Regions from separate parts of the Homo sapiens genome. Here region 1 is linked to region 2. The links are chromatin contacts, found by Hi-C or POLR2A ChIA-PET in ENCODE. All regions are on one chromosome and are shown on one strand. Each heading gives the region's core, a stretch centred on a gene start or an enhancer-like site at or near the end of the contact. The rest is flanking DNA. Distances are from core to core; before and after follow the strand shown. Region 1 holds the start of CDSN (corneodesmosin). Region 2 holds the start of TCF19 (transcription factor 19).

Region 1 (2,700 bases), core at 16-2,515, 38 kb before region 2:
ATTATTACTGCCACTCATCCTGATCCCTCCACCAACAACCAGACTGCCATCCTCTGTGATGTCCCTGTTCTCTCCTCAGAAAGAAATTCTCTGCATGCACCTCCACGCCGAACCCCAGCTGTGCCAATTCCCTTCAGTCCTCTGCACGAATCCACCATGCATTGCCTCTCTCTTTCGCTATTCCCTCAGACACCAACCACCCACTAGACCATGGGAAGGTCGCAGAAATTCCTCAAGGGCTATAAGTACCCGGTGGTCAACAACACAGGTCCAGGGGTTGCCCGGCCTGGGGTTGAAATCTTGGCTTTGCTGCCTTCTAATGCATGATCTTGAGCTACTTTCCTAACTTCTCTGAGCCTCAGTGTCCTCATCTGTAGAGTGGAAATAGCAAATCTCCTTTCATACCGTTCTTGTAATGATCAAAAGTGCTAATATAGGCCGGGTGTGGTGGCTCATGCCTGTAATCCCAGCACCTTGGGAGGCTGAGGCGAGCGGATCACTTGAGTCAGGAGTTCAAGACCAGCTTGACCAAAATGGTGAAACCCTGTTTCTACTAAAAATACAAAAAAAAGAAAATTAGCCAGGTGTGGTGATGGGCACCTGTAGTCCCAGCTACTCTAGAGGCTGAGGCATGAGAGTCGCTTGAACCTGAGAGGTGGAAGTTGCAGTGAGCCGAGATTACGCCACTGCACTCCAGCCTTGGAGACAGAGTGGGACTCCATCTCACAAAAAAAAATAAAAATAAAAGTTCTAATATATAATCCAAATGTGCTTAAAACAGAGTCTAGCATATAAAAAGGCTCTAAAAATGATATTATTACTATTAAATGTCCAATCATTATCTTGTAGTGCTCCCATAATAAAAATCACCACCACCATTTATATAAACCTCTAGAATTTCCAAAGTACATATCACATACATTATTTAATTTGAGACACACAGACTAGAGTTAGGTGTCATTAACCCCACTTCAGAGTTTCAGAAACTGGGGCTCAGGAAGTTTAAGAAACTTACCTGAGGCGACCATACAGTGAGGAGCAACCCCCAGACTCAAAAGGCAGATTCCAGAGCCCCTGCCTGTCCCCTTCGCTGGGTCCTCTCCCGGAGTCTCCCTCCCGCCTCCCTCCTGTTCCCAGGGCCCCCAGCCTCCTACCTGGCAGGAGGAGACCAGCCAGCAGCAGTGCCATCATCCCGTGCCCACCCACACGCCCCATCCAGGGTGCCCGAGACGAGCCCATCTCGGACTGCACGGCCTCCTGACTGATGGCAGCTCAAGGACACCCGGGTCCTTTATGCCAGAGCTGGACATTCCCTGGGCAGGAGTCACTGTGGGGAGAGGAGGAGAGGTGGAGGGGGTGGGTGCCCCAGGGGAAGTTGGTGTGGCCGGGAGGAGCGTGGTAATCAGCCCGGTGCATCTGCCTACTCAGCAGCAGCAGTGGCTGCAGTGTGGGGTACCCATGGCCACGGGGCTCTAACGATCCTGCCACCTGACAGGCCTGGCCCCGGCTCCTCATTGCCTAACCCGGAACCAGGCGCTCTGCCCCACGGCCACCCACTCTGGGGCGGCCACTCTTGCCACGGGACCCAGCTGCCTGGCTCCTTAACTCTCCTGCCTACCGTAGCTTGGCCTGTCTCTCCATCTGCCCTCCACTCGCAGTCGTGGGTGTTTCAGCTTTTTCTTCCACACTTGGGTGCCCGCTCCAGCCCCACCCACCCAACCCCAATGAGGTCCCATTCACAGCCCCTGATCTGCTCCTTCCTTAGGACCCCATCACTCCACCTCCACTTTCCTCCTTCAAATATGAGTTCTGCCCCCATCCCCCAGGCTCCCCCTCCCACCACTCCCCAAGTACCAGGCCAGCCACATACCTATTACGTGTTCCATCACCTGGGGAACTTTCTCCTTCTCAGAAATGGGGCACCACATTCCCAAAACCAACTCCCTGACCTGTCGCTTCTGGGGGCCTCTGGGGACGGCATGGTGGCGGGGGTGGGGGGGTGCTGGGAGCCAGGGCTCAGCCAGGGGAGGGGCCTGGGCTGATGACCTCTGTCAAAGCTGGGCCTTGGTTACTCACAGGGCACTCACAGCCCCTCCCCATGGCTGGTAACCCAGACCTCAAGGGTGAGCAAGAGGCTAAGAAGGCTAATTGGGAAGGTGGTGGCCCCATAGCCCATCTGCTGGCCCTGGGCTGGATGAGCGAGCAGGAAGCAGCAGCCAGCTCTGGGCAGGTCGAGGAGGGCCAGGCAGGCTCCCGGGTCCTCAAAGGATGAAAGGAGGCCAGGAGAACCGGAGCCCTGCCATCTGCTGAGAGGGTGGTGGCTTCTCCTCCATTGCGTTGGCCTCCCTCCTGCTCTGGCCCCTGCCCCGCCCCAGCCAATTAATTGCTCACTAGTATTGCGGGAGTATCAGTATCGGAGGGAGGTGCCTGGGAGTCCAGCAAGCTGCCCTCTCCTCCCCCAGGCCTCAGACACCCCTGCTCCCCTCACCCAAACTCACTTCCCAAACCTCATCTCCTCACAAAGGCAGCTCTGTCCCTGGGCCCCTTGGCCTGGTCTCTCCCATTCCCTCTACCTCCTGACCGCCCTTTAAGTTCAGACCAGCAGGAGGATGGAAATGTTTCCTGTCTGTGCTGTCCGATACGGTAGCCACTGGCCACATGGAGCAAGTTTAACCACCAAAGATTTGGAGCTTTAATTTT
Region 2 (2,700 bases), core at 187-2,686:
CCCCTACAATAACAAAGTCATAATCCTTGAATTATAGCCAGGTCCACCCGATGCTTAGCTCTTTTCCTACTTCCCCAAAGTAGGAGATACCCCAAATTCACTTGCTTGTCTCAACCTGGTTCCTCATGGAACCCAAGCAACTATCAAGTGGAGAGAATTTACTGAAAGAGACAGACTGAGAGGGGCTCTGAGGCTTTACTCATACTTTCAGGATTCTGGGCAGTGCCTCTACCCTCCTCCTTAAGTTTCTATGGTCCCTGCTGCTCCTGGCCAGAGGTGAGAAAGGAGGTACACAGTGCAGGGGTCTTGAGCGCCATCTCCAGAGTTCTCTCCATGGCTCAGCAAGGCCTGAGGGAAGCCCATCCAGACACCAGCAGGCCATGACTCTTGGGTCCTTCCCTGTTAAAGTGCTGGCCCAAGGCCTGGCCCCAGCTGAATGTGGCCACATGCAGGGCTAGACCCTCCCCAAGACCTTGGGAATCCAGGCCGCCTAGATCCCCAGGCAGAAAAGCCAGCGTCCTGACATCTTATTCAAATCTTTCCTGCGGCTGTTCTCTCAGCTTCTCTCTACTATCCCCTTAGCTTCCATGCCTGCTGCCCGCCTCCTCTTTCTCGAGTCCTAACACATAGTGGGCACTTTAAGATCTTCCTCCCACCCTCCCACCCTCATTAATCTATTTTTTACCCGAATCTGGGATCCCTACTCCCGTCCCTTTTTACAACCTAATCTACCTTTTTCTGAAGGAATTATTCTGGTCCTGACCCTCACCCCCATCTCTCAATAGCCTGCCCTCGCCCCCTGTACGCTAGCCGGCTCTACTCTCCCACCACTGCTCCCCTAGATACCCGAGGCTTCACCCAGTTAGCCCGTGAGCTCTAAGGCTGTTCTGATCTCTTCATCTGTCCCTTCACCTGGCCCCTGTACCCCCTTCCCCTTTGGACCCCTTGAACCCTCCCAGGACCCCCGCTCAGCCCCTTCCCGCCCCCAACCGACTCTTCCCGAACGTCCCTTACCAACCGCGAGAGCCCCCTACTGCGCTTTGGCCACACCCCCTACGCCTCGCTCCCGGCCCCGCCTCTGCCCCTGACCGCGCCTGCGCAAGGCGGGCGCCCTAAAGTCCTATTTCACTCTGTTGGGAGGAGGGGGAAAGGTGTACGCAGGCGCAGTGGCGTCTAAATTTGGGCCCACTAAATGCGTCGGAGCATCTCCGCGCCCAGGCGGCTCCTCCTCACTGCGGCAACCCGGGAAAACTTGTGAACTAATCAGAAAAAGTGGAAGGCGGGAGATCTTGGGGCGCTGTCCAATGGCGCGGAAGAGAACACATGAGCTGGCCAATCGGGAACGGCACGGGGGCGGGCTCGCTCGGCGCGAAGTTCGGGCCCGGGAATTCCGAAGGAGGGGTAGGCGCTGCCCGCGCGCAGAGGCCGCGCCCCTCCTGGCCCCGGCTTCTTGGCTGTCAAACAGATGCAGCAACGTCGGCTCCTGCCGAGGAGCCCAAGGGGTCCCGGGATCCGCCGCACAGGCTGGCACTGCTTGAAGAGGAGGCTACTCGGAGACTGCGCCGCGCGGGTAGATCCGAAACGGGGCTGGGGCGGAGTGGGAAAAGGCCGGGTATGCCTTGCATGATCGCGGGGAGCTCCTTCCTGTTTTTATCCCACCTAGAGAAGCCGGGAAGTAGGGGTTTAGGTCCAATTTGTTGGAGTACTTAAGGACTCGTTTGCACTTTCTTTTGGGGGATGACAGTGGATTCATTGCCCTCGGAGGTTCAACCAGTTATGAGTGAGGGATTGGCCAGAAGATCGGGGCGCAGGCAAGCAGGAGTGCTCTATTAGGATAAGCAAGTTTGACAGGAAGAAGCTACTCTTCTCCGAATTACACAGAGGTGATGTGTTCGTATTGCACGTAGACGTGTGTATAACAGGACCTCCTTCCCCGCGCCCCGCCACCCCGACACACACAGGAGCTGCCTAAAGTATCCTTGCCTTGCAGATTGGAGGCTCCCCAAATATTTTGCGATCTGAGGATCCAGCTCAAGTGAGGTGCCATAGGACGTGTTCCTGAGTTTGCATTGCACGGAGACCTTCCTGGAATTTTTCATTTGCAAGTCGGCTTAACCAATTTTGCATTGAGTCCTAGGCTGCTTGCACTCTGAATTTGGGCTATTCAGGTAGTGTGCTCAAAGTTGAAACCGCATACAGCACAACTCAAGTTTGCATCAGACTGGGAAGCGAACTTAAGCCAGCGGTGCGTGGCCCAGGAGTGGGAAAGGAAATGGATGCCTGAAGTGGAAGAGGTGGTGCAGAGGGGGCACCGCCCATGCTGCCCTGCTTCCAACTGCTGCGCATAGGGGGCGGCAGGGGCGGTGATCTCTACACCTTCCACCCCCCCGCCGGGGCTGGCTGCACCTATCGCTTGGGCCACAGGGCCGACCTGTGTGATGTGGCCCTGCGGCCCCAGCAGGAGCCTGGCCTCATCTCTGGGATCCACGCCGAACTGCATGCCGAGCCCCGGGGTGATGACTGGAGGGTCAGCCTGGAAGACCACAGCAGCCAAGGTGAGCATTAAGCAGGGCAGCTTTGCCCCTGGGTGGTTGAAGCGCCAGGCTGGAATGAGTAAGGTCTCCACAAGACCCTGCTGCCTGCCTCCCATACTCCCATCAGATTGGATGGATGGTCGTGGTCCAGACCTTCATCTTCCCA

The links. Hi-C counts contacts between places; a loop is a spot of excess contacts on that map. ChIA-PET counts read pairs that join two places held with the same protein, here RNA polymerase II (POLR2A). Pooled maps may share reads with other maps.
Region 1: a map of endothelial cell of umbilical vein shows a loop between it and region 2 (7-fold over the local background). The contact joins the promoter of CDSN here to the promoter of TCF19 in region 2. A Hi-C loop is called at or near these places in 10 of 168 maps with a recorded cell type or tissue (B cell, CD4-positive, alpha-beta memory T cell, CD8-positive, alpha-beta T cell and 6 more), 12 of 37 single-sample maps with no recorded cell type and 21 of 50 pooled maps. POLR2A ChIA-PET finds 5 or more read pairs at or near these places in 7 of 52 experiments (H1, HEK293T, K562 and 3 more).

What each region holds. Positions count from the first base shown.
Region 1 is chr6:31,119,181-31,121,880 of GRCh38, forward strand. CDSN (corneodesmosin) reads right to left here and starts at 1,266. Exons shown (of 2, transcript NM_001264.5): 1 at 1,155-1,266. The coding sequence starts at 1,239. The region is part of intron 1 of PSORS1C1 (psoriasis susceptibility 1 candidate 1); the gene reads left to right.
Region 2 is chr6:31,157,153-31,159,852 of GRCh38, forward strand. It overlaps TCF19 (transcription factor 19), which reads left to right and starts at 1,437. Exons shown (of 4, transcript NM_007109.3): 1 at 1,437-1,570; 2 at 1,745-2,555. The coding sequence starts at 2,318. It overlaps CCHCR1 (coiled-coil alpha-helical rod protein 1), which reads right to left and starts at 650. Exons shown (of 18, transcript NM_001105564.2): 1 at 233-650. The coding sequence starts at 448. RefSeq lists enhancers at 1-391, 392-892 and a silencer at 2,116-2,299.